Linked DNA regions of Homo sapiens: region 2 is linked to region 1. Evidence: chromatin loops called from intact Hi-C (ENCODE). Cell type or tissue: thyroid gland. All regions are shown on one strand. Links, peaks and the distances in the headings refer to the core of each region. The heading gives the core; the rest is flanking DNA. Region 1 has its middle 12 kb from the start of TRA-CGC2-1. Region 2 holds the start of OR2H2 (olfactory receptor family 2 subfamily H member 2).

Region 1 (12,519 bases), core at 2,852-10,851:
GATAATCCATGGAAAATGTATGGATGAATGACACCTCATGACGGGTGGTTATGTGTGTATTTGCATGTGTACATAATTTATATATATACTATAATACATATTATCTATATGAATGTGTGTATGTATATAGGAGCATTTGGAAATATCACCACATTTATTTTCTCTGATTGGTAAATAAGTAGGAGACAGGTTCTGAAATATTTTCCTAAACAAGCCCTAATAAGAAAGTAAACATTGAGTGAATTATCATGAAGAATATAAACAAATTTAATTTCTTATGATAAACCATAGTTCCTGCCTCAGGTTTTTCCACCCCAACTCTCATCACCATGACCAGTGATTTCGGGAAGAGTGAACTTGAAGAACCATATTGCCTTCTCTTCTTTCCCAGTTCATTACTTATAGATAATCGTTTTCAAATATTTTAGAAGGTGTTTTATTTTTTCCTTCAATATTGGTAAATATTACTTTATTATAAGAGATTCTTGGAAAAAAAAGATTGTTAAAGCAAGTAACAAATTTGTCCTTACACTCTCCACTGTGTAAAAGAAGTGAGAGCAACTCTGGCACAGGACAACCATATGTCTTAACTGAAAAGCCATCATGTTCCTTAGATTTGGTCCCTTCATGATTGCTCTGTTTCTTGTGGTCCTTTTTCATGCCAAATTGCAGAAATGATAGAAGCTACTTAACTTAACTTCTGGCAATTAATCTATGATATATAGTGGAATTTTTTATCAAAGATGCTAAATGAAAAATTGAAACATCCTTAAACAAATAGCCTTTGCAATACCTACAATGGGCCTTGACTAAAATGCTTCTGTAACACTTGTAAAAAAAAATGACCTATAGTATTATATTTATTTTCTGTCTAATTGAATGCTGTCTTCGATATCTAACACAACACTTGAAATTAAGGAAAACCGTTAAATTGTGTATGAGTATGTGTGTGTATAGTATAATGTTATGAGAAAAGGACCCATGATTTGCAGTCTTATAATCTGGGTATGTAATCTAATGCCATTTAAAAGTTGGTGAGATAGGGTAAATTTTGGAGCATATTTCATTATTCTTTTTATATCTGTAAAACAGGACCATGTTGGCCTGGCATGGTGACTCACGCCTGTAATTCCAGCACTTTGGGAGGCCTAGGCAGGCAGATAACTTGAGGTCAGGAGTTTGAGACTAGCCTGGCCAACATGCTGAAACCCTGTCTCTACTGAAAATACAAAAATTAGCTGGGCATGGGGGTGCACACCTGTAGTCCCAGCTACTCAGGAGGCTGAGTCAGGAGAATCACTTGAACCCAAGAGAAGGAGGTTTCAGTGAGCCAAGATCATGCCACTCCAGCCTGGGTGACAGAGTGAGGCTCTATCTGAAAAACAAAACAAAACAAACGAAAACAAAAGCCAGGACCATGTAAAAGGATTTTTATGATATCAAAGAACATCATGCTTGGTGTGTACAATGATATTTCAACACACTCAAATTATATTCTAACATGCTTTCTATGTGACTCCTTCCAAAACAGCACCCAATGGGCTTCTATTTTCTCTTATGACACAGATGGGTTAGACACATGCTACATATGTTTTAGAGTTTTCTGAATACTGTATATTAAGCATGGTTATATTCTGTCTTTTGAGTAAAATATTGGGTTTCTCAGAAAATTCTGTAATTTATGAGTTAATCCCACAACTTCCCATTGAATAGATGTTTCAATAATGCTATTCAAAGACTGGAACTTGCCACAAAAAAATTATTAAATAATTTTGGAGATACAGCTGGAGGCAGACAGGGAAAAAAGTCTTCCATATGAGGAATATACGAGTCTACTTTGAATACAGTTTGCTCTAGTCACAATGGAAAGTAATCATTTACCAGGGACACTAGACATCATGCTAGTTGTGCTCTACACTACAAGCCAAGTTAAAACCTGCTCCATCTCCCCACCCTACACATAGATACCTGTACACCTGTGGGTGTGACACCACCTTAGTTGTCTCCCTTGGTGAGACCTGTCCTTTCTCTATTTTCTATTCTTACATTCTAGCAGTCTGATGAGCCTTTTGGACCAACCAAGAGACCTTGCCAGACAAGTGGGATCCTTTCAGGTTCAAAACCACTTCATGGGATGTCTCTGAACGTGAAGAGTCTTGTAAGGGCTGCGGAGGGCAAAATGCAGATAGCAATAACCTCACCTGAATTTCTAATATTTCCTCGGATTTCTAAATAGGTTCCAAGAACATTATGCTGTCCAGAATGAATACAGAGCCAAGATTACTGTAGCTTACCCTAAGGTTTTCCATGAATACCACGAATGAGCTCCCAATCTTCAAATCACAATTAACCCTTTCAATTCTCACTCTACCTACTGTTCCTCTCCTCTGTGGCTACATAATTAATAAGAATCCCAGTCAGGGATTCCTGCAGAGTTGCAGTCTCAGAGTTGTTAGACTGTGCTTGCCAAATACATTCTCAAGACCGAATCTTAAATTTGTAGGCATCTTAAATTAATCACGTTTAAACCCAGGCTCCTCCCCCCGTTCTGGCCCCATCCAATGCCCACAAAGCAAAAATAAAACCTAACAACAAACAGGAGAGCATTCGTTTCCTGTAGTGTGGTAAAAGATACCACTACCTACACCAGGACAAAGACTGGGTTTATATGTATATATATATATATTAGGGCTATGCAGGATGTGCTTTGTTAAAAAAGTGCTTGAAGGCAGTATGCTTGTTAAAAGACATCACCATTCTCTAATCTCAAGTATCCAGGGACACAATACACTGAAAGTCAGGTATTGTCCAAGGTTTCTCCCCAGTGTGATAGCCTGAGATATGGCCTCCTGGGAAGGGAAAGACCTGACCTTCCCGAGCCCCGACACCCACAAAGGGTCTGTGCTGAGGAGGATTAGTAAAAGAGGGAGGCCTCTTTGCAGTTGTGATAAGAGGAAGGCTTCTGTCTCCTGCTTGTCCCTGGGGAATAGAATGTCTCGGTGTAAAACCTGATTGTATGTTCTATTTACTGAGATAGGAGAAAACAGCCTTAAGGCTGGAGGTGAGACATGCTAGCGGCAATATTGCTCTTTAATGCACTGAGGTGTTTGTGTACCTGCATATCAAAGCACAGCACATTTTCTTAAACTTATTTATGACACAGAGACCTTTGTTCACATGTTTTCCTGCTGACTCTCTCCCCACTATTACCCTATCGTCGTGCCACATCCTCCTCTCTGAGATGGTAGAGATAATGATCAATAAATACTGAGGGAACTCAGAGACCAGTGCCTGCCCTCCTCTCTGAGATGGTAGAGATAATGATCAATAAATACTGAGGGAACTCAGAGACCAGCACCTGCGCGGGTCCTCCCTATGCTGAGCGCCGGTCCCCTGGGCCCACTTTTCTTTCTCTATACTTTGTCTCTGTCTCTTATTTCTTTTCTCAGTCTCTTGTCCCCCCTGACGAGAAACGCCCACAGGTGTGGAGGGGCAGGCCACCCCTTAATCTGGTGCCCAACGTGGGTGCTTTTCTCTAGGGTGAAGGTACACTAGAGCGTAGTCATTGAGGACAAGTCGATGAGAGATTCCCGAGTACGTCTACAGTCAGCCTTGCTGTAAGCTTGTGCGCTCGGAAGAACCTAGGGTAACAATGGGACAAACTGAAAGTAAATATGCCTCTTATCTCAGCTCTATTAAAATTCTTTTAAAAAGAGGGGGAGTTAGAGTCTCTACAAAAAATCTAATCATGCTATTTCAAACAATAGAACAATTCTGCCCATGGTTTCTAGAACAGGGAACCTTAGATCTAAAAGATTGGGAAAAAATTGGCAAAGAATTAAAACAAACAATTAGGGAGGGTAAAATCATCCCACTTACAGTATGGAATGATTGGGTCATTATTAAAGTAGCTTTAGAACTGTTTCAAACAGGAGAAGATAGCGTTTCAGTTTCTGATGCCCCTGAAAGCTGTGTAATCGATTGTGAAGAAGAGGCTGGGATAGAATCTCAGAAAGGAACGGAAAGTTCACATTGTAAATATGTAGCAGAGCTGGTAATGACTCGGTCAATGCAAAATGTAGACTATAATCAATTACAGGAAGTAATATATCCTGAAACATTAAAATTAGAAGAAAAGGGTCCAAAATTAGCGGGGCCGTCAGAGTCTAAACCACAATGGCCAACTCCTCTTCCAGCAGTTCAGATGCCTGTAACATTGCAACCTCAAATGCAGGTTAGACAAGTACAAACCCCAGAAGAATATCAAATAGAAAAAGATAAAGTCTCTGCCATGGCAATGCCAATCCAGATACAGTATCCACAATATCAGCAGGTAGAAAATAAGACCCAACTGCCAGTAGCCTATCAATACTGGCCGCCAGCCGAACTTCAGTATCGGCCGCCCCCAGAAAATCAGTATGGACACCCAGGAATGTTTCCAGCACCACAGGGCAGGGCTCTAGATCCTCAGCCGTCCACTGTGAGACTTAATCCTACAGCACTACCTAGTGGACAGCATAGTGCATTACATAAAATTATTGATAAGGCAAGAAAACAAGGAGATACTGAGGCGTGACAATTCCCAGTAACATTAGAACTGATACCACCTGGAGAAGGGGCCCAAGAGGGAGTGCCTCCCCTAGCTGAGGCCAGATATGAGTCCTTTTCTATAAAAATGCTAAAAGATATGAAAGAGGGAGTAAAACAGTATGGACCCAGCTCCCCTTATATGAAAATATTATTAGATTCCATTGCTCATGGACAGAGACTCATTCCTTATGATTGGGAGATTTTGGCCAAATCATCACTCTCATCCTCTCAATTTTTACAATTTAAGACTTGGTGAATTGATGGGGCACAAGAACAGATCCAAAAAAATAGGGCTGCCAATCCTCCAGTTAACATAGATGCAGATCAACTATTAGGAACAGGTCAAAATTGGAGCACTACCAATCAACAAGCAATAATGCAAAATGAGGCCATTAAGCAAGTTAGAGCTATATGCCTTAGAGCCTGGGAAAAAAATCCAAGACCCAGGAACCGCCTTCCCCTCATTCAATACAATAAAACAAGGCTCTAAAGAGACCTAGCCTGATTTTGCGGCAAGGCTCCAAGTCAATCACCGATGAGAATGCCTGTAAGGTCATAGTGGAGTTGATGGCATAGGAAAACGCCAATCCTGAGTGTCAATCAGCCATTAAGCCATTAAAAGGAAAGGTCCCAGCAGGATCAGATGTAATCTCATAGTATGTAAAAGCCTGTGATGGAATTGGAGGAGCTATGCATAAAGTTATGCTTATGACTCAAGCAACAACGGGAGTTGCTTTAGGACGATAAGTTAGAACATTTGGGGGAAAATGTTATAATTGTGGACAAATTGTTCATCTAAAAAAATTGCCCAGCCTCAAACAAAATATTCAAGCTACTACAACAACAGATAGAGCCACCTGACTTATGTCCAAGATGTAAAAAAGGAAAACATTGGGATAATCCATGTCCTTCTAAATTTGATAAAAGTGGGCAACCATTGTGGGGAAATGAGAAGAGGGGCCAGCCTCAGGCCCCACAACAAACTGAGGCATTCCCAATTCAGCCCTTTTTTCCTCAGGGTTTTCACAGACAACCCCCACTGTCACAAATGCCTCAGCGAATGAGCCAGTTACCACAATACAGCAATTGTCCCCCGCCACAAGTGGCAATGCAGCAGTAGATTTATGTACTATGCAAGCAGTCTCTCTGCTTCCAGGGGAGCCCCCACAAAAAATCTCCACAGGGGTATATGGCCCACTGCCTGAGGGGACGGTAGGACTAATCTTAGGAAGATCCAGTCTAAATCTAAAGGGAGTTCAAATTCATACTGGTGTGGTTGAGTCAAACTATGAAGGTGAAATTCAATTGGCTATTAGCTCCTCAATTCCTTGGAGTGGCAATCCAGGAGACAGGATTGTTAAATTATTACTCCTGCCTTATATTAAAGTTGGAAACAGTGAGATAAAAGAACAGGAGGGTTTGGAAGCACTGATCTGGCAGGAAAGGCTGCATATTGGGCAAGTCAAGTCTCAGAGAGCAGACCTGTGTGTAAGGCCATTATTCAAAAAAAACAGTTTGAAGGGTTAGTAGACACTGGAGCAGATGTCTCTATCATTGCTTTAAATCAGTGGCCAAAAAATTGGCCTAAACAAAAGGCTGTTACAGGACTTGTCAGCATAGGCACTGCCTCAGAAGTGTATCAAATTACTATGATTTTGCATTGTTCAGGGCCGAATAATCAAGAAAGTACTGTTCAGCCAATGATTACTTCATTTCCTGTTAATCCGTGGGGTCATTTATTACAACAATGGGGTGCAGAAATCACTATGCCGGCTCCATTATACAGCCCCACAAGTCAAAAAATCATGACTAAAATGGATATATACCAGGAAAGGGACTAGGAAAAAATGAAAATGGCATTAAAGTCCCAATTCAGAGTGACAAAAATCGAGAAAGAAAAGGAATAGGGTATCCTTTTTAGGGGCTACCACTGTAGAGCCTCCTAAACGCATTCCATTAACTTGGAAAACAGAAAAACCGGTATGGGTAAATCAGTGGCCACTACGAAAACAAAAACTGGAGGCTTTACATTTATTAGCAAAGGAGCAATTCGAAAGAGGACATATTGAGCCTTCATTCTCTCATTCTCGCCTTGGAATTCTCCTGTGTTTGTAATTCAGAAAACATCCGGCAGATGGCGTATGTTAACTGACTTAAGGGCCGTAAATGCCGTAATTCAACCCAAGGGGCATCTCCAACCCGGGTTGCCCTCTCCGGCCATGATCCCAAAAGACTGGCCTTTAATTATAATTGATCTGAAGGATTGCTTTTTTACCATTCCTCTGGAGGAGCAGGATTTTGAAAAATTTGCCTTTACTATACCAGCTATAAATAATAAAGAACCAGCCACCAGGTTTCAGTGGAAAGTGTTACCTCAGGGAATGCTTAATAGTCCAACAATTTGTCAGACTTTCCTAGATCAAGCTCTTCAACCAGTTAGAGATAAGTTTTCAGACTGTTATATCATTCATTATGTTGATGATATTTTATGTGCTGCAGAAACGAGAGACAAATTAATTGACTGTTACACATTTCTGCAAGCAGAGGTTGCCAACGCAGGACTGGCAATAGCATCTGATAAGATTTAGACCTCTACTCCTTTTCATTATTTAGGTATGCAGATAGAAAATAGAAAAATTAAGCCACAAAAAATAGAAATAAGAAAAGACACATTAAAAACATTAAATGACTTTCAAAAATTGCTAGCAGGTACTAACTGGATTCGGCCAACTCTAGGCATTCCTACTTATGCCATGTCATATTTGTTCTCCATCTTAAGAGGAGACCTAGACTTAAATAGTAAAAGAATACTAACCCCAGAGGCAACAAAAGAAATTAAATAAGTGGAAGAAAAAATTCAGTCAGCGCAAATAAATAGAATAGATCCCTGTGGGGAAAAGAGAGATCAGACTGTGACTGTATCTATGTAAAAAGAAGTAGACATAAGAGACTCCATTTTGTTCCATACTAAGAGAAATTCTTCTGCCTTGAGATGCTGTTAATCTATAACCCTAGCCCCAACCCTGTGCTTGCAGAGACATATGCTGTGTTGACTCAAGGTTTAATGGATTTAGAGCTGTGCAGGATGTGCTTTGTTAAAAAAGTGCTTGAAGGTAGTATGCTTGTTAAAAGTCATCATCATTCTCTAACCTCAAGTACCCATGGACACAATACACTGCAGGCACCTCTGCCTAGGAAAGCCAGGTATTGTCCAAGGTTTCTCCCCATGTGATAGCCTGAGATATGGCCTTGTGGGAAGGGAAAGACCTGACCGTCCCCAAGACACCCATAAAGGGTCTGTGCTGAGGAGGATTAGTAAAAGAGGAAGTCCTCTTTGCAGTTGAGATAAGAGGAAGGCATCTGTCTCCTGCTCCTCCCTGGGAATGGAATGTCTCGGTGTAAAACCCAATCGTACGTTCCAGTTACTGAGATAGAGAAAACCGCCTTATGGCTGGAGGTTAGAAATGCTGGCGGCAATACTGTTCCTTAATGCACCAAGATGTTTGTGTAAAGTCAAACATAAATCTGGCCTATGTGCACATCAAGGCACAGCACTTTTCCTTAAACTTATTTATGACACAGAGATCTTTGTTCACATTTTTTCCTGCTGACCCTCTCCCCACCATTACCCTATAGTCCCGCCACATCCCCTTCTCCGAGATGGTAGAGATAGTGAACAATAAATACTGAGGGAACTCAGAGACCAGTACCGGCGGCACGGGTCCTCCATATGCTGAGCGCCGGTCCCCTGGGCCCACTTTTCTTTCTCTATACTTTGTCTCTGTGTCTTATTTCTTTTCTTAGCTTCTCATCCCACCTGATGAGAAACACCCACAGGTGTGGAGGGGCAGGCCACCCCTTCAGATCCCTTAGCCCCACTCCAACTTTTGATTTTTGCTCCTGCACATTCTCCAACAGGCATCATTGTTCAAAATACTGATCTTGTGGATTGGTCATTCCTTCCTCACAGTACAATGAAGACTTTTACGTTGTACTCGGATCAAATAGCTACATTAATTGGTCAGGCAAGATTACAAATAATAAAATTCTGTGGAAACGACCCAGACAAAATAGTTGTTCCTTTAACCAAGGAACAAGTTAGACAAGCCTTTATTAATTCGGGTGCATGGCAGATTGGTCTTGCTGATTTTATGGGAATTATTGATAATCATTACCCAAAAACAAAAATCTTCCAGTTTTTAAAATTGACTACTTGGATTTTACCTAAAATTACCAGACATGAATCTTTAAAAAATGCTCTGACAGTGTTTACTGATGGTTCCAGCAATGGGAAAGCGGCTTACACAGGGCCAAAAGAGCAAGTAATCAAAATTCAATATCAATCGGCTCAAAGAGCAGAGTTGGCTGCAGTCATTATAGTGCTATAAGATTTTGATCAACCTATTAATATTGTATCAGATTCTGCATATGTAGTACAGGCTACAAGGGATGTTGAGACAGCTCTAATTAAATATAGCATGGACGATCAGTTAAACTAGCTGTTCAATTTATTACAACAAACTGTAAGAAAAAGAAATTTCCCATTTTATATTACTCATATTCGAGCACACACTAATTTACCAGGGCCTTTAACTAAAGCAAATGAACAAGCTGACTTACTGGTATCATCTGCATTCATAAAAGCACAAGAACTTCATGCTTTGACTCATGTAAATGCAGCAGGATTAAAAAACAAATTTGATGTCACATGGAAACAGGCAAAAAATATTGTACAACATTGCACCCAGTGTCAAATCCTACACCTGCCCACTCAAGAGGTAGGAGTTAATCCCAGAGGTCTGTGTCCCAATGCGTTATGGCAAATGGGTGTCACGCATGTACCTTCATTTGGAAGATTATCATGTGTCCATGTAACAGTTGACACTTATTCACATTTCATATGGGCAACCTGCCAGAGAGGAGAAAGTACTTCCCATGTTAAAAAAAAACAGTTATTATCTCGTTTTGCTGTAATGGGAGTTCCAGAAAAAATTAAAACTGACAATGGACCAGGATACTGTAGTAAAGCTTTCCAAAATCCAAAAAATCTTATATCAGTGGAAAATTACACATACAACAGGAATTCCCTATAATTCCCAAGGACAGGCCATAGTTGAAACAACTAATAGAACACTCAAAACTCAATTAGTTAAACAAAAAGAAGGGGGAGACAGTAAGGAGTGTACCATTCCTCAGATGCAACTTAATCTAGCACTCTATACTTTAAATGTTTTAAACATTTATAGATATCAGACTACTACTTCTGCAGAACAACATCTTACTGATAAAAAGAACAGCCCACATGAAGGAAAACTGATTTGGTGGAAAGACAACAAAAATTAGACGTGGGAAATAGGGAAGGTGGTAACATGGGGGAGAGGTTTTTCTTGTGTTTCACCAGGAGAAAATCAGCTTCCTGTTTGGATACCCACTAGACATTTGAAGTTCTACAATGAACCCATCGGAGATGCAAAGAAAAGCGCCTCCACGGAGATGGAAACACAGCAATCGAGCACCATCGACTCACAAGATGAACAGAATGGTGATGTCAGAAGAATAGATGAAGTTGCCATCCACCAAGAAGACAAAGCTGCTGACTTGGGCACAATTAAAGAAGCTGACGCAGTTAGCTACAAAATGTCTAGAGAACACAAAGGAGACACAAACTCCAGAGAGTATGCTGCTTGCAGCTTTGATGATTGTATCAACGGTGGTGTCTCCCCATGCCTGCAGGAGTAGCTGCAGCTAATTATACCTACTGGGCCTATGTGCCTTTCCTGCCCTTAATTCAGGAGTCACATGGATGGATAATCCTATTGAATTATATGTTAATAATAGCGTGTGGCTACCTGGCCCCACAGATGATTATTGCCCTGCCAAACCTGAGGAAGAAGGAATGATGATAAATATTTCCACTGGGTATTGTTATCCTCCTATTTGCCTAGGGAGAACACCAGGATGTTTAATGCCTGCAATCCAAAATTGGTTGGTAAACGTACCTACTTTCAGTACCACCAGTAGATTTACTTATCACATGGTAAGTGGAATGTCACTCAGGCCACAGGTAAATTATTTACAGGACTTTTCTTATCAAAGATCATTAAAATTTAGGCCTAAAGGGAAACCTTGCCCCAAGGAAATTCCCAAAGGATCAAAAGACACAGAAGTTTTAGTTTTGGAAGAATGTGTGGCCAATAGAGCAGTGATATTACAAAACGATGAATTTGGAACTGTTATAGATAGGGCACCTCGAGGTCAATTCTACCACAATTGCACAGGACAAACTCAATCATGTCCCAGTGCACAAGTGAGTCCAGATGTTGATAGCGACATAACAGAAAGTCTAGACAAACATAAGCACGAAAAATTATAGTCTTTCTACCCTTGAGAATGAGGAGAAAAAGAAATCTCTACTCCAAGACCAAAAATAATAAGTCCTGTTTCTGGTCCTGAACATCCAGAATTATGGAGGCTTAATGTGGCCTCATTACCATATTAGAATTTGGTCTAGAAATCAAGCTATAAAAACAAGAGATCATAAGCCGTGTTACACTATCAACCTAAATTCCAGTCTAACGGTTCCTTCACAAAGTTGTGTAAAGCCCCCTTATATGCTAGTTGTAGGAAATATAGTTATTAAACCAGACTCCCAAACTATAACCTGTGAAAATTGCAGACTGTTTACTTGCATTGATTCGACTTTTAATTGGCAGCACTGTATTCTGCTAGTGAGAGCAAGAGAAGGCGTGTGGATCCCCGTGTCCATGCACCGACCGTGGGAGGCCTCGCCATCTGTCCATATTTTGACTGAAGTATTAAAAGGCATTTTAAATAGATCCAAAAGATTCGTTTTTACTTTAATTGCAGTGTTATCGGATTAAGTGCAGTCACAGCTACGGCCGCTGTGGCAGGAGTTGCATTGCACTCTTCTGTTCAGACAGTAAACTTTGTTAACGATTGGCAAAAGAATTCTACAAGATTGTGGAATTCACAATCTGGTATTAATCAAAAACTGGCAAATCAAATTAATGATCTTAGACAAACTGTCATTTGGATGGGAGATAGACTCATGAGCTTGGAACATCGTTTCCAGTTACAGTGTGACTGAAATAGGTCAGATTTTTGTATTACACCCCGAGTTTATAATGAGTCTGAGCATCACTGGGACATGGTTAGATGCCATCTACAGGGAAGAGAAGATAACCTCACTTTAGACATTTCCAAATTAAAAGAACAAATTTTTGAAGCATCAAAAGCCCATTTAAATTTGGTACCAGGAACTGAGGCAATCGCGGGAGTTGCTGATGGTCTTGCAAATCTTAACCCTGTCACTTGGGTTAAGACCATCGGAAGTACTACTCTTATAAATTTCATATTAATCCTTGTGTGCCTGTTCTGTCTGTTGTTAGTCTGCAGGTGTACCCAACAGCTCCAAAGAGACAGCGACCATCGAGAACAGGCCATGATGAACGGGCCATGATGACGATGGCGGTTTTGTTGAAAAGAAAAGGGGGAAATGCGGGGAAAAGAGAGATCAGACTGTTACTGTGTCCATGTAGAAAGAAGTAGACATAAGAGACTCCATTTTGTTCCGTACTAAGAGAAATTCTTCTGCCTTGAGATGCTGTTAATCTGTAACCCTATCCCCAACCCTGTGCTTTGCAGAGACATGTGCTGTGTTGACTCAAGGTTTAGTGGATTTAGGGCTGTGCAGGATATGCTTTGTTAAAAAAGTACTTGAAGGCAGCATGCTTGTTAAAAGTCATCATCATTCTCTAACCTCAAGTACCCAGGGACACAATACACTGCAGGGACCTCTGCCTAGGAAAGCCAGGTATTGTCCAAGGTTTCTCCCCATGTGATAGCCTGAGATAGGGCGTCGTGGGAAGGGAAAGACCTGACTGTCCCCCAGCCTGACACCCATAAAGG
Region 2 (12,519 bases), core at 2,641-10,640, 900 kb after region 1:
GGGGGAGGTTGCAGTGAGCCAAGATCATGCCATTGCACTCCAGCCTGGGCAACAGTGAGATTCCATCTCAAAAAGAAAAGAAAAGAACACATTATTCACCAGATTAATAGCCATATAACATGGACCTGAAACCGTGCTAATCAGGCACAACAGCTGTAATTACAGCTATTTCTTGGTTGAGTTTGTGCTAGTCTGGTCATCTTTCAAGTTGCATCTGATATTTGTAGTGACCAGACTGGTGAATTAAATGTGAAATATGATAGAAACAAACCCCCGCACCCTTTAAAGGTGGCCTCAATCAGCCATTTCCCTTGAATTGTGATATTGTTCTTGATTCACTGTCTTTGCGGTAAGAGGTGTAGATTCAGGGCTTCCACTTCAATCTGTAGCTCGTACTCCACAGACTAAAGAACTATGTGGGGATTCTGCCAATGGCCAAGCATGTGCATTCCAGTTACAGATTTAGAGACTGCAGAAATGACTACTGGGTAGATCCATGGACCTAGTACATGCCATTTATTAGCTGATCTCATAGGCTCCCTTTCTAATGGAAGAGAAGCATAACGATTCAGTTATATGAAGATTGGCTAAATGTTCTAAGTACTCTCCAAACCCAGAGCTTTATAATTCTCTGTTACTACAGTGTGCTCCATCTCAGAATAACTAAATAGAAAAGGAGGAAGCTGAGAACTTTAAAAACTGAGGTCCTGAATAGATGAATCATAAGCCTGAGAGGACTATCAGGATGCCCGGGACTCACTGGAGGTGGGAGTAGAGACACTGTCCTTTTTCTTCCTGTTGACAGAAAGAAGCAATGAGTGACCTCTTTTACCTACCACAGTGATGACTATTGTTGGCATATTTCCTATAGATATTCCCCTGCCCCTTTTACCATAATTTGTGGCTAATGAATTGTCTGTGGGCTATGGACCCTAGAGTCTCAGCAGAATTAATGAGCTCTTTCCCTCCGTGGGATCCCTCTACCACCATACCATGTCAACATTTCTACCTCCAATGCCACTAAAACAGAGGCACACCTCTGCCTAGACTGAGGGGGAAAATTGTTGGCAAAGAACTCAATGGCAAAGAACTCGATGGCAAAGAACTCGATGGCAAAGAACTCAATGGCAAAGTTCTGACCTTGGCTTCATCCTCCCTGCAGAGATTTGGTGGGCTTTGGTTGGTGCAAACCCTCTACAGTTAGCAGATTTGGGTTCAAACATCAGCTCTGGTGCTTACTAACTATACTGCCTTGGGAAAGTTATTTATATTTCTTTGTTTCAACTTCTTCATATTGGAAGGAAGAGAATAATATGTAGAGTTGTGAAGGATAATCAGCAGTGTAGAGTAAATGTTTAATAAACAACTTGGTTGGTGGCAGATGGGGAGAGCCCTAATTTGTAGTGTTTGCCAATTTTCATAGTGTAAATATTCCTGCCATGGCTGTCTCAAGCCACTGATGGTTTAATAACTGTCTCACAAAATTCCTAAAAATTTACTAATCAAGAGATAATCTGAGCCAGCTCCAGCTCATCACACACATGTGTGCTTAGAAAAGTGCCAGATGGTCAGCATTAGCAATCCCTATTGTGACCAGAGATGCAGTTGCCCATTCAAGGATGCCCATTCCTTTTTATTTTTTTGTTTCTTCCTGATGTACAAGTGGAGGCTGGGCACCAGTTAAGAGCTCTGTCATGGGGAATTGCTGGTACCAGAAGAGATTTTTATTTGATTGAAGGTAAGCAGAACCTTTGCTCTTTGGCTGTGAGATATCAGTTTCCGCCTATCCTCAACACTGGAGGACCAGATTTGGAGTTAAACTTACTCTAAAATCCTAGTCCTAGCACTTATTGACTAGGTAACCTTCTACAAGTCTCTTGTCCCGTCTGTGACTGTTCACTTTTTGGTAAAATTGGGATAATTTTATCTCTTTGTAGGGTCACTGTGAGAACCAGATGTTCAGGGAGTTGTTTATCACCATGCTTTGATGGTAGCTACTAACAGCAAGGGTAGCTCATGGTCACTAGACTATCATAAACCCCTTTCAAAGGACCTCCCAACTCCTTCCCCAGCTCCTAACACAATGCTGGCACTTTGGGGCTCAAGAAATGAATAAATGCGTAGACCAATGCATGAATATTTCAGAAGGAAAAGGAGTAGGAGAAAAATAATGAGAGTGGAAAAGACAGAGAACAAAGAGGGAAAGGGAAACAGTCACTAAGAAAGGTGTAATCTAAAGAGATTCAGCGATATAGCAGAGAAAGGAAAGGAATGAAATGCCAAGATAATGACAAAGTTAGAAATGTAGAAAATTAATTAGGATGACACATGATGGATAAATAAGAAACAATTGGCTATTGTTTAAGGTTACATGCAAAGAATTTTATATTACAAAGAAAACAAAGGAGGGGGCGGCAGCCAATGAGCATGAGGTTTCTTTTGGGAGTAATGAAATATTCTGGAAGTAAATGGTGTTGGTTGCACAACTTGTGAATATACTTTAAACCACTAAATTACACACTTCAAAAGGGCGAATTTTATGGTACGTTAAATACATCTCAAAAAATGAAAGCGAAGGCATAATTAAAAATTTAGAGGCCAGGCACAGTGACTCATGCCTGTAATCCCAGCACTTTGGGAGGCCGAGGCAGGCAGATCACCTGAGGTCAGGAGTCTGAGACCAGCCTGGCCAACATGGCGAAACCCCGTCTCTACTAAAAATACAAAAATTAGCTAGGCATGGTCTTGAGTGCCTGTAATCCCCGCTACTTGGGAGGCTGAGGCAGGAGAATAGCTTGAGCCCAGGAGGTGGAAGTTGCAGTGAGCAGAGATCGTGCCATTGCACTCCAGCCTGGGCTATAAAACGTGACTCTAAAAAAAAAAAAAAAAAAAAAAAATTAGAATGGTGGTGACATCTTGAGGGGTGACAAATTGAGAAAATTGAGAGATCAGGGAGGGGCACACAGAAGCTTCTAAGATACTTGAAACATTTGCTCAGTTCCTTAACCTAGTTGTTTAAATATGTAACAATATTTTGAAAATTAAAAATATATTTTAAGTGAGAAAAGAATAATGGGAAAAACAGGAAGAAGACAGAGACAATGGCAGAGAGTCCTGGCAAAAAGGGAGATGTGATAGAGCTTAATACAAGATGGGGACCCTGTAAGAGGAAGACATTCCTGCCATCCTCTGAGCTCCATGGCACGTTTGTGGTGTGGCCCACCATCTCATCTCCTCCCCTCATGGCCTTCCTAAGGTCCTGTAAGACCCTGAGTCCTTGTCTCTGACCTGCCAGAGTGGCTTCAGTCTCCCACCCCCAGCCCTCAACTGACCTTCTATGCCCCAATACATCTCTATTTTAAGGAAAAAGTCCAGTCACCTCCTCTAGGAAGCTTTCCCTGATATACCCAACCAAATTGGTCAGTCATCCTACAGAACCTTTACTCTCATTCACCCAGTACATTGGTGTTACTGGCCTTTAAATTTTGGACTCTCTTTTTGGTGGTGTCTGAAAGACTACAAGATTTAGGGAGAGTGATTCTTGGAGTCTTTCGATAATGTTCCTGTGAACCCTGGTGATTTTAACATGCTTGTGGCCACTCTTGCCTCCTACTTGTAAGCTACTCATGGCAAGGACGAAGCATGTGGACCAATTTCCACCCCTCCCTGAAAGTCAGTTGGTTCAGAAACTTAGGTTGCTAAAAAGGCCAGGGCAACCAACCTGATCTCTCTATAAGTAGGGATATCTTAAAACAAAACAAAATCTCTCTCATAGATAAAACACTGTCTCTGATAAGCTTACTTGCAAATGAAAAAATACAAAATAAATGGAATGTACAGAGTTCTATAAAATTCATTCAACCAATAGAGCAATAATTGAGCCTACAGAGACAACTTATCAGAAAATTCATTCAATATACCTTACGAGATCATCCAATAGATAAGAGACAACTCTAGAACAGCATTCAGAACATAGTGGCACTCAATAAATTTCCCCTGAATGAATGAATTAATGAATTAGTGCATATTTTAATCAGCCTCCTTTGCCCTCACCCAGGAAGTCAGAGGCACCAGTGTGAGTATCCATCTGCTGTCCAGTACATTCATGGATTCCTCACTCTCACTAGACAATGTTTGACCAGGAAGAACAGGGAATGAGAAGGAGCTGCTGGATGGTGATGAGCCTTGGAAAGGGAGGCTGGGCGAGCAGAGACAGAAGAGAAACACCTACCTGCTGTGACCTCACAAACACCCAGGCTGAGTTTTGATAAGACAGGTTGAATCACACTGGAGTGACAGCCTCATCCCTCCAGGTACAAACAAGAACAGGCCATGGTTAACCAAAGCTCCACACCGGGCTTCCTCCTTCTGGGCTTCTCTGAACACCCAGGGCTGGAAAGGACTCTCTTCGTGGTTGTCCTCACTTCCTACCTCCTAACCCTAGTGGGCAACACACTCATCATCCTGCTGTCTGCGCTGGACCCCAAGCTCCACTCTCCAATGTACTTTTTCCTCTCCAACCTCTCCTTCTTGGACCTCTGTTTCACCACGAGTTGTGTTCCCCAAATGCTGGTCAACCTCTGGGGCCCAAAGAAGACCATCAGCTTCCTGGACTGCTCTGTCCAGATCTTCATCTTCCTGTCCCTGGGGACAACTGAGTGCATCCTCTTGACAGTGATGGCTTTTGATCGCTACGTGGCTGTCTGCCAGCCCCTCCACTATGCCACCATCATCCACCCCCGCCTGTGCTGGCAGCTGGCATCTGTGGCCTGGGTCATTGGGCTAGTGGAGTCAGTGGTCCAGACACCATCCACCCTGCACCTGCCCTTCTGCCCCGATCGGCAGGTGGATGATTTTGTCTGTGAGGTCCCAGCTCTAATTCGACTCTCCTGTGAAGACACCTCCTACAATGAGATCCAGGTGGCTGTTGCCAGTGTCTTCATCTTGGTTGTGCCTCTCAGCCTCATCCTTGTCTCTTACGGAGCCATTACCTGGGCAGTGCTGAGGATTAACTCTGCAAAAGGGCGGAGGAAAGCTTTTGGGACCTGCTCCTCCCATCTCACTGTGGTCACCCTCTTCTACAGCTCAGTCATTGCTGTCTACCTCCAGCCCAAAAATCCCTATGCCCAAGAGAGGGGCAAGTTCTTTGGTCTCTTCTATGCAGTGGGCACTCCTTCACTTAACCCTCTCATATACACCCTGAGGAACAAGGAGGTAACCAGGGCATTCAGGAGATTGCTGGGGAAGGAAATGGGGCTCACACAAAGCTGAGGGAGAGCTGCTTAATGTGCTTTAAAAGAGAGGAGATTCTATGTGCTTTTATCAGAAAGTTTGAGTTCCCTGCCCCTCTGCCTTCTTCACACCCATTACATTGTGGGAATGGATGAAAGCCACATGTCTGTGTGTGTGCATGTATGTGTGCAAGAGACAGCGACTGAAATGTAGTAAAGGGAGGTATCTTTATGCGAAAAATTATAGGCATCAAGTATATTTTATATTTTTTTCTACTTTAAGTCTTCGCCTCCATAGTCATGTTCCTACCTTTATCACTTCCATTTTTAATTCCCCTCCCTTGCCATATCCCCACTATTCCTTCACCTCCAATTCTAATTCCTACCATATCTTCTTTGCTTCTCCCTCATGTTTTTCCCACTTCACTATATGTCTGTTTTGTATTCTCATTCTATTTTATTCCTCAAATAACAGCAAAAGAGAAGGGGAAGCTGAAGCCCAGCTAAGTTCGGAAACTCACCCAAGAACACACAGTGTCCACAGCATCAGAACTAAAATCCAGGCCCCATAATTTTCAGTCAGGCAACTCTCAAATACACACTGTTGCTTTCACACCATAATCAAATATCCCAGTATTTCAGGCTTGAGCCTTACAAAGGAAACTTAGCTTCTTCAGTCCTATTTCTTCTCTTACAATGCCCACAAATCGCAGGTAAAGGAGCAGCCAAAAAGACACAAAAATATCTTCATGTTTAGGCTGGCACATTGTGGACCTTGGTGTCATCTACCGGCCAAATATGGTATTGCATGTGACATCCCAGACTTCTGCTCCAGGGTCATCCGAACTGTACTTTGCTCAAAGACATAGATATGGTTATGATACTATAAGCATTTATGTAATTGTTATGTTAACCCAAGTAACACTTAAAGTACAGATGCTCCTTGACTTATAATGATGTTACCTCCCAAAAAACCTATCATATACTGAAAATATTGTAAGTTGAATATGCATTTCATACACCTAACCTACCAAACATCATAGCTTAGCCTAGCCTACCTTAAACATACTCAGAACACTTACATTAGCCTACAGTTCAGCAAAATCCTCAATACAAAGTCTATTTTATAATAAAGTTTTGAATATCTCATGTAATTTACTGAATACTGTACTAAAAGTGAAAAAACAGAATGGTTATATTGGTACTCAAAGTACGGTTTCTACTGAATGTATCTCTTTTGCATTATTATAAAGTCAAAAAATGGTCAAAGTCAGGAACCCCCTGCAATTTACACATATTGACTTATTTAACCCTTATAACAACACTATGAAGCAGATAATATTATTATCCTTTTTCAGAGGTAAAAACTAAAACACAGAATTTATGTTACCACTTGCAAATGTGCAAGACAGGATTTGAACCCAGGAAAACTGGCTCCAGACTCCTTGCTCTTAACCTTGCCTTTTGGTAAAAATAATGCCTCCCAGGCCCAGGTGAAAAGCTTCAACTTCTCAACAAGCTTTGAGGAAATCATTTCAATCTAAAACTATATCTAAATGATCCCCCAGCCGAAGGGGTTTCACTTCCTTAAAATAAGAGTTTTTCAAATACTTCAAAGCATAAGAAACAACAGAACAATAAAACTTTTGGAAAAAGTTGTGTTACAGTTCATTGTGTGTGTGTTTCTGGCTTAGTTCACCCACTAGATTTCAGGCTCTCAGAAGGCAAGGACCAGAATTTTGCATAAAATTGGCACCCAGTTTTATAAATGTATAAGTGAATGAATGAATGAATGAATGAATCTTACTCTCCAAAGAGAATATATAAAAGGTTCTGGGGTTCCAATCCCACATACGCTGTCTCCCAGCTTTTCCCTGGCAAGGGCAGCAATACCAAATTCCCTTTTGAGTACACGCCGATAAAATAAGAAAAAGGAAAATCTTAGTTTTATTTCTAGTTCCAACATAAAATGATTTTGATTCAACATTTATCCTGGCATCAGCACAGAACAGCAACATTAATTCTATTATAATCCTAATCTTTATCCTAGCCATCCTTGTGTTAATCTTATTGTCTCCTTGACCTCGTTATTAGAGCATATTCTAATCTTAATGTAGAGCCCCCATTTTATATTTAATAATCCTAATCAGTCAGGCGCAGTGGCTCACACCTATAATCCCAGCACTTTAGGAGGCCAAGGCGGGCGGATCACGAGGTCAGGAGTTCGAGACCAGCCTGACCAACATGGTGAAACCCTGTCTCTACTAAAAATACAAAAAAAAAACTAGCCTGGCGTGGTGGCGTGCTCCTGTAATCCCAGCTACTTAGGAGGCTAAGGCAGGAGAACCTGGGAGGCGGAGGTTGCAGTGAGCCGAGATCATGCCACTGCACTCCAGCCAGGGCGACACAGTGAGACTCTATCTCAAATAATCATAATCATAATCATAATCTCAGCCCTACAGGTAAGGCTAAGCTTAATTCCACTTTTCAAATCACTGTAGTAAGACCTTTTTTTCATGACCCCCTCTATCTGCTTTCTCTTACTGGCACCTAGAAATGTCTACACTTTTCTCCTGTTTATCATCTCCCTACAGCCAGAGGCTATAATGTTTGTATATAGTAAAATCGTTTCTAGACTGACTCTAGGGGAAATGCAACAGAGAATTAAATAAAGCAGTCTAAAAGAATCTGCTTTGTTGAATAAATGGTTTAACATAGGACTTAGGACTAACATCTCTTATCCTAAATTCATTGTTTCCATGTGACAGTCATCTATTGGATACTCTGTGAGAAAATCCAATATAAAGTTACTCAGTCACAACCCCCACAATGTCCAGTGAAAATAGGGATGGTCAGGCACATAGTGCCAGCATACATGACAGTTACACAACTGAATTGGAGCAAATAAGAGTCTACAGGAATACAGAATTAAAGAATAATGTGTGTGAGTGCTTGGAGCGGCAGTGATCATGGAAGCCTCTTAGAGGTTTGAACCACAGAAGAGTAAACAAAATAAGAAGTATTTGCTGACTGTGTAGAAATGAGATGATGCAAAGACCCCCTTTTTAGGGGCTTGGGGACTCCTAAGCATGGAAATAAAGCAAAATCCTGTGTTTCTTCAAGGAAAATTCCAGGCACCTAGCTGGCTCTGAGAAATAAGTAGCAACTTGAAAAGCAACAAGGTAATAGCAGCCTAAGACAATAGCCAAGGAAGTTAAGCGTTCTGAATAGGTTTGCTTTCCTCATAGAAACTAAAGATAACCTCTTAACATATGTCTCTGCGTTGTCTCTCAGAAACTCGGAACCCCACCAAATGAATCTGCTGGCATAGACCTCAGAGGACAGGAAAATGACTGAACTTTATAACCATCATCCTTTGTTCTAAGTTTCTTCCTGAGGAGCTTGGAGAAAGTAACACCTTCTAGGCAGTTAACATTTTTCTACTGGACCCCAAATTTTTAAACAAAGGTTCTCTTCCTTAACTAATTGCAAATTTGGGGTTTTTTTGTTTTTGTTTGAGACAGGCTTTTGCTCTGTTACTTAGGCCAGAATGCAGTTGCAGTCGTAGCTCACTGCAGCTTAACCACCCAGGCTCAAGCAATTCTCCTGCCTCAGCCTCTAATTAAAAAAAATTTTGTGTGTGTAGATACAGAGTCTTGTTATGTTTCGCAGGCTGGTCTCAAACTCTTGGCCTTAAGGGATCCTCTCTCCTTGGCCTCCCAAAGTGCTGGGATTACAAGCATGACCCACACCTGGCCAGAAAAATCTTTGAATCTACCTATAACCTGTAAGTCCCTGATTCAAGATATCCCACCCTTTTAGATCAAAACCAATGTGGAGGCCGGGCACGGTGGCTCACAGCTGTAATCCCAGCCCTTTGGGAAGCAATGTGGGCGGATCATGAGGTCAGATCAAGACCATCCTGGCTAACACGGTGAAACCCCATCTCTACAAAAAATACAAAAAAAAAAATTAGCCAGGCGTGGTGGTGGGTGCCTATAGTCCTAGCTACTCGGGAGGCTGAGGCAGGAGAATGGCATGATCCTGGGAGGCAGAGCTTGCAGTGAGCCAAGATCACACAGCTGCACTCCAGCCTGGGCAACCGAGCAAGACTCCATCTCAAAAAAAAATGTGGAACCTCTATGCACTGATTTCCAATGTTCCTTGTAGCTTCTGCTTTTCTGAAATTTACCCCTGCCTTTTTTTGTTTCCTGTTTTTTGAGACAGGGTCTTGCCGTGTTGTCCAGGCTGGAGTGCAGTGGCATAATCATGGCTCAGTGCAGCCTCAACCTCCTGGATTCAAGGGATCCTCTCACCTCAGCCTTCTGAGTGGCTGGGAGTACAGGCATATGCCACCATATTTGGCTAATTTTTTTATTTCTTGTAGAGTTGGGGTCTCACTTTGTTGCCCAGGCTGTTCTTGAACTCCTAGGTTCAAGTGATCTTCCTGCCTCAGCCTCTCAAAGTGCTGGGATTACAGGTGTGAGCCACTGCACACTGCCTTACCCCTGCCTTTAAAAACCCATGTTACAATAGTTAGTCAGACACGAGCAGGGCAGGAAAGGGCCTCCTTCCCCACCAGGAATGTCAGGCAACCATCAGGTGATAGGCGGTTGTTAAGCTGTCTCTCTAAAATAATCATTGGTCACAGCCTGTGCCAGGGAAAAACAGTCTCCCAATAAATAGAAAAACCTGAAACTAAGATCTCAGGAGTTGGGCAAGTGGGCTCATGCATGGGCACTAAGGGAGAAATGACAGCATTTAACTGGTTTATAACCTTATAGGAACACTCCCTGGTAAGGGAAGAATGCCTCAAGTCAGCATGCATACTACTCCAGTAAACATACCGTGCATGCAGCCCCTCCCAAGCACTAGCAGGCCACTGTACATGCAGACAGCCCACCCCAAGGGAAGATTCAGGGGAGAAGGGACCCTGGAACCCTGCCAACATATAAAACCCTAAGTCAAGGTCAAAACCACGCACTTGATCTCTCAAGTTGCCTGCTTGGCCCCCTTCCAAGTTGGCTTTACTTTATTTTGTTCCTGCTGTAAAGCTTTTTAATAAACTTTTACTCCTGTTCTAAAATTTGCTTCGGTCTCTTACTCTGCTTTATGCCCCTCAGTCAGATTCTTTCTTCTGAGGAGGCAAAAATTGAGGTTGCTGCAGACCTGTACAGATTCGCAGCTGCTAACATATTTTCATGCCATGTAACTCTGATACATTCTGCCGCTAATACCCTTGCCTGCAAGACATCAGGGAGGCCAGGACTTGAGTGTTTAGCTGCCTGGTCCTCCCTGCGTAGTGTCCTGCAACAAATGCCTTTCTTTCTATTGGTGCAATCCTTGGTGTAAGTATCTGGTTTTATTGCACCAGGCAAGCAGACCCCAGTTTGGTTCTATAACAGAAAAGGCTAAAGACAAAAATAAGCATGTTGTGCATTAAGATAGGGAGATGTGGGGGAAGGAGTTACACCGAGGAGCAAAATGATTAAGCAGGAAGGTAGAGATTATTTCAGAAAGATACAGAAGCTACTGAATTGAATACAACCAGAAAAAAAAAAAAAAAAAAGGATCCCTTACAGATGTTTCAAACCTACATGATTTAGGTCTCCTGAGGGCAGGCACTTAACTATTCATTCTAACATGACATGTGAGTTGGAAGCCTTAAAGGAACATTATTCAAGAACCTCGTCTCTACTAAAAATATGAAGTCTCTAATAAAAATTAAAAAGTCTCTACTAAAAATACAAATAATAATAATAATAATAATAGCCAGGGCTGGTGGCAGGTGCCTGTAAACCCCTTGCTTGGGAAGCTGAGGTAGGAGAACCACTTGAACCCAGGAGGCGGAGGTTTCGGTGAACCGAGATCACGCCACTGCATTCCAGCCTGGGAGTTAGAGTGAGACTCCATCTCAAAAAAATAATAATAAAATAAAATAAACCTCAAACGTCTGAAGGGCTCACCGAATCATGAATAGATGCTTATGTGTAGGGCCCAGCCCTGTCTTATCCTTCTATCTCCCAGGGAAGGGGAAACCTTCTGGCTCCTCCTATGCAGAATTAATCGCTCACCCTTGAAGGGTACCAGTATATGCCACCTCAAACTATCTTTAGCATGTGGATTATTTTGAGCTAACAATTGAAAATCATCAGACTAGTGAATGCTGTAAAACAGGATACAAGTTTTCCTTTTGTAAATAAATTCACATCTGTAAAGGTACAACTCTTACTAATGGAGAAGACATCAGTTTAAATCTACATAACAAACCTTTTCTATCTGTAAAGGTACAACTCTACTAATGGAGAAGACAGTTTAAATCCACATAACAAACCTTACTAAACCACTTTGTTCCATATTTTCCTGGTCACTTTCCCATAACTTGCCTGCCCATCTACCACTCACCCAGAAGCCCCAAACTCCTTTTCCTTTACCTAGCCAAGATGTTATACAGTTGCTAAGAACAACACGATTTGAACTCCATGGATTCACTCACACATGATTTTTTTCAGTAAGTATATTGAAAATTTTTGGAGATTTGTGACAATTTGAAAAAACTCACAAACCACATAGCTTAGAAGCACTGGAAAAATTAATGGGCCAGGTGCTGTGGCACATGCCTGTAATCTCAGAACTTTGGGAGGCCAAGATGGATGCATTGCTTGAGCTCAGGAGTTGGAGACCAGCCTGGGTAACATGGGGAAACCCCATCTCTGCAAAAAAAAAAAAAATTAACTGGGCATGGTGGCACGCACCTGTAGTCCCAGTTACTAGGGAGGCTGAGGTGGGAGGATCTCTTGAGCCCAGGTGGTTGAGGCTGCAGTGAGCTGTGATTGCACCACCTCACTCCAGCCTCAATTAAAAAAATAAATAGGGCTGGGCACGGTGGCTCACGCCTGTAATCCCAGCACTTTGGGAGGCCGAGGCAGGTGAATCACGAGGTCAGGCAATCGAGACCATCCTGGCTAACACGGTGAAACCCCGTCTCTACTTAAAAAATACAAAAAATTAGCCAGGCGTGGTGGCACACACCTGTGATCTCAGCTACTTGGGAGGCTGAGGCAGGAGAAACGCTTAAACTCAGGAGGCGGAGGTTGCAGTGAGCCGAGATGGTGCCACTGCACTCCAACCTGGGCGACAAAGACTCCATCTCAAATAAATAAATAAATAAATAAGAGAAAAGTATGTCATGTGTAAACCAAAAATAAAATTCTAAGCCCCCTAACTGACAGGAAGAAAGGTAAGACATGCCAATGATACCCTCCTTCCTCTGGAGTTTAGGGACAAC

What was found. Hi-C counts contacts between places; a loop is a spot of excess contacts. Peaks named below come from ENCODE experiments on the same cell type or tissue, not always from the same donor. Only the 100,000 strongest peaks of a DNase experiment are listed, where the experiment ranks them.
Region 2: a loop joins it to region 1, with 9 times the contacts of the local background. A loop is called at or near these places in 65 of 110 quality-filtered maps.

The regions. Positions count from the first base shown.
Region 1 is chr6:28,679,904-28,692,422 of GRCh38, forward strand. No RefSeq gene overlaps it. Among named protein-coding and RNA genes, the nearest start is that of TRA-CGC2-1, 12 kb to the left of the region's middle. In thyroid gland, for the core only: CTCF peaks have their summits at 4,492 (motif pointing left) and 6,724; no DNase peak of the experiment used is centred there.
Region 2 is chr6:29,583,613-29,596,131 of GRCh38, forward strand. It overlaps OR2H2 (olfactory receptor family 2 subfamily H member 2), which reads left to right and starts at 1,509. Exons shown (of 2, transcript NM_007160.4): 1 at 1,509-1,738; 2 at 4,058-6,888. The coding sequence starts at 4,333. The coding sequence ends at 5,271. RefSeq lists an enhancer at 11,187-11,694. In thyroid gland, for the core only: a CTCF peak has its summit at 6,022 (motif pointing left); no DNase peak of the experiment used is centred there.